Regions from separate parts of the Homo sapiens genome. Here region 1 is linked to region 2. Evidence: read pairs that join two places in POLR2A ChIA-PET (ENCODE). Cell type or tissue: A673. All regions are shown on one strand.

The links. ChIA-PET counts read pairs that join two places held together with the same protein. Peaks named below come from ENCODE experiments on the same cell type or tissue, not always from the same donor. Only the 100,000 strongest peaks of a DNase experiment are listed, where the experiment ranks them.
Region 1: POLR2A ChIA-PET joins it to region 2 with 22 read pairs; 2 of 35 experiments call an interaction of 5 or more read pairs at or near these places.

The regions. Positions count from the first base shown.
Region 1 is chr15:78,322,340-78,327,339 of GRCh38, forward strand. No RefSeq gene overlaps it. Among named protein-coding and RNA genes, the nearest start is that of CRABP1, 16 kb to the right of the region's middle. RefSeq lists an enhancer at 1-539. In A673, no CTCF peak of the experiment used is centred here; a DNase peak (open chromatin) is centred at 132; H3K27ac peaks cover 624 bases.
Region 2 is chr15:78,218,573-78,223,572 of GRCh38, forward strand. The region is part of intron 1 of ACSBG1 (acyl-CoA synthetase bubblegum family member 1); the gene reads right to left. Among named protein-coding and RNA genes, the nearest start is that of ACSBG1, 13 kb to the right of the region's middle. In A673, no CTCF peak of the experiment used is centred here; a DNase peak (open chromatin) is centred at 2,279.

The DNA of each region.
Region 1 (5,000 bases), 100 kb after region 2:
GGACTTGGGGGGTTAAGCTGCCAGGCGGCTGTCTCTGCCCGAGATGCTGTCACGCAGAGGGGGGCAGGGACTGCTCAGCTGAGGTAACAATACAGCCCATGAATCATATTTACAAACACCCCAGAGAGCAGGAAAGGGACGCTAATTAAATATTCACATCCTGCAGGCCTCGGGGAGCCATGAAGATGACGACATGATCGCAGCTCAGCAGGAAGCTCGGTGCTGCCGGAATGTGGGGAGGCCATCCGTCTCATTCAGCGGCCCGGCAGGCCTTATTATGATGATGAATTTTCAAGTTATCAGCACAAATGCAATCACCATCATAGGCCAAGATAACCCTCTTCATCACTCACAGCCCAGTCTGGGACAGCCTCAGGAGGAAAAGGGGGGCACGGAGCTTGTCACTGGGGGGCAGAGGGAGAAGCAAGCCCCTGCCCCCAGCTCTCAAGCTCAAAGGCCTTCCTGAGCTGAGGCCATTTGGCCTGACAACCCGGCCTGGTGGAGGCCTGAGGCTTGGGGCCCCTCAGGTGGGGCTCTTGGGGCTCACCCAGCTGCCACATTGATCGGGAGAGAGAATGGGTTCCCCTGGACATCTGGGAAGGCTGAGGCAGCTGTCCTGCCCATCCATCCCCAGGAGGAGTTGTCTCTGGCTCCTGCAGAAGCCCGGGGCTTCTATGGACCACACGCCCCACATCCGTCAATCTCGATTAAGGAGGGCCTCAGGGAGCTGGGGGCTTCTCCAGCCACTGCAGCATTGTCCTGGAGATGCCTGGCCTGGGGATGAGGGGGAAGGAGGTGGGCGTGACTCCCATCTGAAAAACCATTAATCCCGAAATGGTGATTGAGCACCCGTGACGAGCTGGCATTGTGCTGTGTCCTGCACGTGCCGCACAAAGGGCAGCAAGAGGTGATTGATCAGGGATGAATGAGTGTCTCTTTCTTTATGGACTTTCAAAGGCACCATTTGGCATCCTGAGCAGGATGATCGATGAGAGGCAGCTGACCCCCCTGTGGCCACCTCCAGGCAGCAGGTGGATAGGAGAGCCCACGTGGGGGACGGTTGGAGGGCCTCCCAGTCATGTGCCTGCTCTGTTAGCAAGAATCGGGGTATCCACCATCGAAGGCCCTTCCCGTTGCAGGGCTGTTGGCCATCAATTTACTTCCTCCTTTTGCACTGAAAGAGAAGCTGGAACAATTGCCACGTTTTCTGATAAATTATAGCCACCCGTTCCCCAGCCTTGCAGCCCAGAAGATCCCAGCACATGTATAAATCACACTAATGAAAGCTGAGGTTGTCATTTTCGAGAGCAGGCGTTTATTCAGTAAACCTTTATGGAGTGCCTGCTAGGTACCCGGGCCCACGCTGAGGGCTGGGCACACGGAGACAAATCAAACCTGCTCTCAGCATGAAAACGCTCACAGGACAGTGGGGACAGGCAGAGGTCCACACCAGGCAGAGCCCCACACCAGGCAGACCCCCACAAAAGGGTGTCATGAGGTAGCCTGGTGCCAGGAGTCTGGACTTTGGAACCAGCTGCACTACCTCCTAGCTGTGTGGCCTTGGGCCAGTGCCTCAACCTCTCTGAGCTTTAGTTCCCTCATCCGAAAAGCAGCCATGAGGACAAGTATCTCACTGGATGGTTGTAAAGATTAAATGACAATGCAGCCCCGTGCTTGGCACCTTCTGGAGGGGGCTCAATAAATGGAGAGTCCTGGCCTAGAGATGACCCCCCCCACCCCGCAACCCCACTGTGGAGATAAGCCACTGGGGCTGTAGGAGGGCAGAGGCAGAAATGCTCACTCTGCCAAGGGGCGAGAGGGGAAGGCTTCCCAGAGCAGGTGATGCTGACGGGAGTCTTCAAGAATTAGCGAAAAGTGAGGGGTGCTGGGGAGAGAAAGGGATACTGGGAAAGGCAGACAGACTGAGAAAGAATGTATGGAAGATGGAGAGTGCTGAGAGGGAAGAGCTGGGAAGTAGGGAGGAGCCAGGTGTGCCTGCAAGGCAGAGCACTGAGATACAGCAGCAGGGGCAGGCGGGAGTTTCCAACCACATTGCACTAACTACATGGAGAATGAACTCCTCTTTTGCAATGGTTCTGGCTGGGGCTGGGAGTGAGGGTAGAGAGGGGCTGGATTCAGAAAGAAGCATCCTTGGGCACTGGGATGGAGAGGAGAGGGCGGCTGAGCCATGGGAAGGGCCAGCTTGACCACAGCGGAACGAACCAGACATGGCCACGCAGAGAGGCCCAGTGTCTGTTCCAGAGAACACATGTGCCCTTAGATACAAGCTCACAGGCAGAGAGATTCACAGACATACACAGAGACATTCGGATCATTCCAGAGCATGCAGAGACAAACACATGGAGACTGATGCACATAGGCATACATGGACACAACATAGAGGACACATGTGCAAGGAGCTGGCTACAGAGAGACACGCAGGAGAGGCACATGACCAATGTGCAAAGCTGATACACGACACACACTCTGAGGAAATGCATGCAGAACACACACCCACAGTGTGCAGACATATGCGAGAACACACAGAAGAGGTGCACACAAAGAGAACCACAGAGCGTGACTACCCTGGGAAGATGGGGACCAACTTTCCCAGTTTCTCATTTTACCACTGAAAAGTCCCATGTCCTGGGAACACTTCTCAGTCCCAGGCAAACTGGGACAGTTGGTCACCCTAACTCAGAGACACACAGCCACACAGATAGCACCAACACCCAGGGGTCTGCGCACACAATGTTATCAGCACAAATGCGGTCACCATCATAGGCCAGGATAACCCTCTTCATCACTCACAGCCCAGGCGGGGGCACACTCTTCATGTATCCAAGGCCTTAGACACCTGGAGAGACACACCGAGGAACACACAGAACAGAGGCATAGACACAAGGCAGGCAGACACACCCACTGCATTCCATCCCAGAGCCCAAGCTCTCACACACACACACACACACACAAGCCCAGACACAGACACACAAAGGCTGCCACACACATCCACAGAGCAAAAAAACGCCAAAATTCAAACCACTAAAACAAACAAAAGGCAAACCAATTTTAGAAAGGGTAAAAGCAGCCTTTTGAATCAGTGGGCTCACGGGATATGGTCTTGTTTAGATGTTAAAGATCTAAACAAGATGTTAAAGTGGAGGAATGGGAGTGAGCAGACTATGGCAAGGGCACAGGGTACACTGGCAGGGGTCCCATGGCTGGGATGTCTGCTAGCAAGGGCACATTCTCCAGCTTGACTCTGCTGGTTAATGTCACTATTCACAGCCATGTCTGCAGGGGAATGTCCTGAACAACTCACTCCCATGAAGCTGAAAACACCTTCCATTTCACAGGGCCATGGAGGGGGCTGAGTGAGTAAAATGTGGGAAGCACCAGGCATGATGCCAGGCACACAGGACATTATGCTCAAGGCGCCGGAGCTATTAAGACATAGGTCTACAACCCCTTTTCTGAAATTCTGAACATTCTGAAAACAAAACATTTCTTCCTATTGGGGGCAAAACCAGAGCAGAACTGACATGAGGCCATTTCTTTATTATACAATTTCACATGAAGATTCACATGTTTTTCTGAGATAATAGTAAGGTGTTTAATTATGGAGTATCACATTAGTTTTGAAAATCTGCAAACCAGGCTGGGTGCAGTGGCTCATGCCTGTAATCCCAGCACTTTGGGAGGCTTAGGCAGGTGAATCACTTGAGGTCAGGAGTTCAAGACCAGCCCGGCCAACATAGCAAAACCCTGTCTCTGCCAAAAATGCAAAAGTTAGCCAGGCATGGTGGTGTGCACCTATGGTCCTAGCTACTTGGGAGGCTGAGGTGGGAGGATCACTTGAACCCAAGAGGCGCAATTTGCAGTGAGCTTAGATGGTGCCACCGCACTTCAGCCTGGGTGACAGAGCTAAACTCTGTCTCAAAAAACAAAACAAAACAAAACAAACAAAAAACAAAAACAAAGAAAAGAAAATCTGCAAACCCAGAATTCTGAAACACATCTGGCCCCAAAGGATTCGAATTAGGAACTGTGGACCTGTGAGTACGTGGACACATTTGCATTCAGGTAGATAGTATGCAGTTGCGTGTGCATGCATGGACGGTATAACATAGGCATCACCCTCCACAGTACACAAAGCAAGAACATCTGTCCAACCTAGGCATGGCCCTTAACAGTATACTTCAACATACATTATTTCATGTTATCCTTCCAGGTTTGTAGTAGGCCAGTAGGTGTTAATATTTCCTCCAATTCAGGCCAGGCATGGTGGGTAACACCTGTAATTTCAGCACTTTGGGAGGCCAAGGCGAGAGGATCACTTGACGTTAGGGGTTCAAGACCAGCCTGGCCAACATGGTGAAACCCTGTTTCTACTAAAAATACAAAAATTAGCCAGGCATGGTGGTGTGCGCCTGGAGTCCCAGCTACTCGGGAGGCTGAGGTGGGAGAATCGCTTGAATCCAGGAGATGGGGGTTGTAAGTGAGCTGAGATTGCACCACTGCACTCCAGCCTGGGCAACAGAGTGAGACCCTGTCTCAAAAAAATTTTTTTTTGCCTGGGCGCGGTGGCTCATGCCTGTAATCCCAGCACTTTAGGAGCTGAGGCGGGCAAGATTACGAGGTCAGGAGATCGAGACCATCCTGGCTAACATGGTGAAACCTGTCTCTACTAAAAATACAAAAAATTAGCCGGGCATGGTGGCGGGCACCTGTAGTCCCAGCTACTCGGGAGGCTGAGGCAGGAGAATGGTGTGAACCCGGGAGGCAGAGCTTGTAGTGAGCTGAGATTGCGCCACTGCACTCCAGCCTGGGCAACAGACCGAGACTTTGACTCAAAAAAAAAAAAAAAAAAAAAAAAAATTCCCCCAAGTCATAGATGTGGAACCAAGGCTCAGAGAAGTTGAGTGTCTGGTCCAAGGTCACACAACTAGTTAATGTGGAGCTGGTCCCAAACCTTAGTCCCCGGGACTCCAGGGGCATCC
Region 2 (5,000 bases):
TAGTATGTGCCAGGCACTGTTCCAATTGCTTTACACAAATTAATTCATTTGATTATCTCCTATCAAGTGGGTACTGAATTACAATCCCTATTTTATGGGGAAATGGAAGCATAGAGAGATGAAGTAACTTGCTAAAGGTTATACAGATAGTAATGGGGATGATTGAGTTTCAAATCGAGGCAATCTGACTTCAGATTGCATCTCCCTTTTTTTTTTTGAGACGGAGTATCGCTCTCCTTTTTTTTTTTTTTTTTTTTTTGACGGAGTATCGCTGTGTTGCCTAGGCTGGAGTGCAGTGGCGCGATCTTGGCTCACTGCAACCTCTGCCTGCCGGGTTCAAGAAATTCTCCTGTCTCAGCCTCCCGAATAGCTGGGATCACAGGCGCCCACCACCATGCCTGGCTAATTTTTGTATTTTTAGTAGAGATGGGGTTCCACCACGTTGGCCAGGCTGGTCTCAAACTCCTGACCTCAGGTGATCTGCCCACCTCGGCCTCCCAAAGTGCTGGGATTACAGGCGTGAGCCACTGCACCCAGCTGCATCTTCTTAACCACTACTATATGCACTGCCTGAATTTAGGTGAAGCTCTATGAGGTCCTTGGCACCTCTCCATACAGCTCAGCAACACAGGATTTCCTAGGAAGCAATCGACTGGAATTGCTTAGCACAGTGGCTAAGATACTTGGTTATTGTGCATGGTGGTGCACACCTGTGATCCCAGCTACTTGGGAGGCTAAGGCAGGAGAATCGCTTGAACCTGGGAGGGGAGGTTGCAGTGAGCCGAGATTGTGCCACTGCATTCCAGCCTGGGTGACAGAGTAAGGCTTTGTCTCAAAAAAAAAAAAAAAAAAAGTGAACTTGAAGACAAAATAGTAGAAACTATTCAATCCAAAGGGTAGAGAGAGAACTATTTTTAACTTGAACAGCACAAAACATTATTGAATGAAATTAAGGAAGACCTAAATAAATGGAAAGATATCTCATGATCGAGAGACTTAATATTGTTAAGATGGTAATGCTCTCCAAATTTAACCACAGGTCAACACAATTTTAATCAAAATCTTAGCTGGCTTCTTTGCAGAAATTGACAAGCTAGTCCTAAAATTTGTATAAAAATTCAAGAAGACCTGGCCGGGCGCGGTGGCTAATGCCTGTAATCCCAGCACTTTGGGAGGCTGAGGCAGGCGGATCACAAGGTCAGGAGATCAAGACCATCCTGGCTAACATGGTGAAACCCCGTCTCTATTAAAAATACAAAAAATTAGCTGGGCGTGGGGGCGGGCACCTGTAGTCCCAGCTACTCAGAAGGCTGAGGCAGGAGAATGGCATGAACCTGGAGGCGGAGCTTGCAGTGAGCTGAGATCACACCACTGCACTCCAGAATCTGGGCAACAGAGTGAGACTCCGTCTCAAAAAACAAACAAACAAACAAAAAATTCAAGAGACCTAAAATAGTCAAAACATTCTTGAAAAAGAACAAAGTTGAAGGATTTGCACTTCCTGATTTCAAAACATTGAAAACCTACAGTAATTAAGACAATGAGGTACTGGCATAAGGACAGATATATAGGTGAATGAAATAGAATTAAGAATTCAGAAATCAACTCACATTTAAAGTGAACAGATTTTCAAGAAGGCTACCAAGACAATCCAATGGGAAAATATTTGTCTTTTCAACAAATAATGCTGGGACATGTGCCAAAAATAAATAAATAAAGTTAGATTCTTTCCTCATATCACACACAAAATTAACTCAAATGTATAAAAGATCTAAACCTAAATGCTAGAACTGTAAAAATATTAAAAGAAAATATTAATAAATCTTTGTGACCTTGTGTTAGGCAAGTTTTTTTTTAGATAAGGTTAAAAAGCGCACAAACAATAACAAATAAATTGGACTTCATCAAAATTAAAACCTGATGTGCTTCAAGGGACATCATCAAGAAAGTGAAAAATTAACCCACAGAATGGGAGAAAACATTTGCAAATCATACATGTGATAAGGAAATTATATCTAGAATATATAAGGAACTCTTACAACTCAATAATAAGAAGACAAATAATCCAGTTAAAACTGAGCAAAGGATTTGAATAGACATTTCTCCAAAGAAGATATGCAAATGGACAACAAGCACATTAAAAAATGCCTGGCATCATCAGCCACCAGGAAATGCAAATCAAAGTCACAATTAGATAGCACTTCATGCCTGGTAGGATGGCTATAAATAAGAAAATAAGAACAGTGTTGGCAAGGATGTGGAGAAATTAGAAACCTCCTATACTGCTGGTGGGAATGCAGATACTTTGGAATACCATCTGGCAGTTCCTCAAAAGGTTATACATAGAGTTACCATATGATCCAGCAATTCCACTCCTTTGTATATACCCAGGAAAATGAAAACAGATGTTCACACAAAGACTTGTACATAAATGTTCACAGCAGCACTTTTCATAATAGCCTAAATATTAAAACAACCCTGAAGGGGGCCCTGCCCCTCCACACCTCTGGGTATTTCTCATGAGGAGGGACGAGAGACTGAGAAAAGAAATAAGACACAGAGACAAAGATATAGAGAAAGAACAGTGGGCCCAGGGGACCGGTACACTCAGCATGTGAGGACCTGCACCGGCGCCGGTCTCTGAGTTCCCTCAGTATTGATTACTATTTTCACTATCTCGGTAAGGGGAGTGCAGCAGAATGGGGTGAACAGGGTGATGGTGGGGAGAAGATCAGCAAGGAAACATGCGAGTAACAGAATCCGTGTCATAAATAAGTTCAAGGGAAGGTACTGTGCCCAGACGTGCACGTAGGCTAGATTTATGTTTCTCTTTACCCAAACATCTCAGTGTAGCAAAGAGTAACAGAGCAGTATTTCTGCCAGCACATCTCACCTCCAGCCACAGGGCAGTTTTCTCCTATCTCAGAACAGAACGAATAGTTAGCTTTACACGAGACATTCCATTCCCAGGGACATACGGGAAACAGAGGCCTCAACTGCAAAGGGGCCTTCCTCTTTTACTAAACCTCCTCAGCACAGACCCCTTACAGGTGTCGGGCTGGGGGACAGTTAGGTCTTTCCCTTCCCATGAGGCCATATCTCAGGCTGTCTCAGTGGGGGGAAACTTTGGACAATACCCAGGCTTTCTTGGGCAGAGGTCCCTGCGGCTTTCTGCAGTACATCGTGTCCCTGGTTAATAGAGAATGTAAAATGGCGATGACTTTTACCAAGCATACTGCCTGCAAACATATTGTTAACAAGGCACATCCTGCACAGCCCTAAATCCCTTAAACCTTGATTCAATAAAGCACATGTTTCTGTGAGCACAGGGTTGGGGCTAAAGTCACAGATTAACAGCATCTCAAAGCAGAAACAATTTTTTCTTTGTACAGATCAAAATGGAGTTTCTTATGTCTTCCTTTTCTACATAGACACAGTAACAATCTGATCTCTCTCTTTTCCCCACACAACCCAAATGTCCATCAACTGAGGAATGGGTAAACAAAATGTGGTATGTTCACATAATGGAATATTATTTGGCCATAAAAAAATGAAGTACTGATACATGCTACAACATGGATGAATCTTGAAAACATTATGTTAAGAGAAAGAAGCCAGTCACAGTAGATCATATATTGTATTAGTCCACTTAAATGAAATGTCCAGAATAAGCAAATCTATAGAGACAAACAGTAGTAGATTTGTGGTTTCTTAGGGCTAGGGGGATTGAGGAGAAATAGGAAGTGACTACTAATGGGTATAGGGTTCCTTTTTAAGATAATGAAAATATTCTAAAATTAAGGTTGTAAGGCTGGATGTGGTGGCTGACGCCTGTAATTCCAGCACTTTGGGAGGCTGAAGTGGGAGGATCACTTGAGGGCAGGAGTTCAAGACCAGCTGGGCAACATGGTGAAACCCTGTCTCCACAAATAATAAAAAAATTAGCCAGACATGGTGACAGGTGCCTGCGGTCACAGCTACTTGGGAGGCTGAGGCAGGAAGATCACTTGAGCCCAGCCAGTGAGCCAGGTTTATGCAACTTCACTCCAGCCCAGGTGACCAAGCGAGATCCTGTCGCAAAATAATAACTAGAAAAAGATAATATTTTAAAAGCAACCAAAGCAGACGTGAGGTGGGATGGGGTGGGGAGGACATATTACATAAAAGGAAACTGATAGAAATGATAACTGACTTTTCCTAAGAAACAATGAAGATCAAAAGATACTGTAACAGTACATTTTAAAGTACTGAAATAAGTAAATGATCAAGCAAGAATTCTTTTCCAGTAAATATATCCTTGAAAAATAAGGTGAAAGAATGACATTTTTATTTAAATAGAAGATGGGAGGATTTGTCACCAGGAAACTGCTGAGGTGGCTTGAAATCTTACCTGCAAATTCTTTAACACTTGCCCCATCAATAGGTAGAATCTAATTTCCCTCTCTCAGAATCTGGGCTGGCCTTAGGACTGCCTTCTAACTAACACAACATATGGGAAGTAACCTATATGGCTTCTAAGGCTAAGTCAAAAAAGCAATGCAGTTGCCACCTGACTCTCTCAGGGCACATGCTTTTTGGATCCCTGACCCACCATGTCAGAAGTCTGGCTATCTTGAACGCGCGATGTTGGAGAGCATGTGAAGAAGCCACACAGAAATAGAGGCGCTGAACAATGAGAGCACATGGACATAGGGAGGGGCCTGTTGGGGGGTGGGGTGGGGGGAGAAAAACCATCAGGAAAAATAGCTAATGCACGCTGGGCTTAATACCTAGGTGATGGTTTGATAGGTACAGCAAACCACCATGGCACACATTTACCTATGTAACAAACCTGCACATCCTGCACATGTACCACAAAACCAAAAATGAAAATAAATTAAAAAAATAGAGACACGAAGGGCCCAGCTATTCCAAATCCTAGCTTAATGAGTCTATTTCAGGCACCAGATGTGATAAAGAAGACTTTGACAAGTCCCTAGCCTCAGCCACCAGCTGCCACG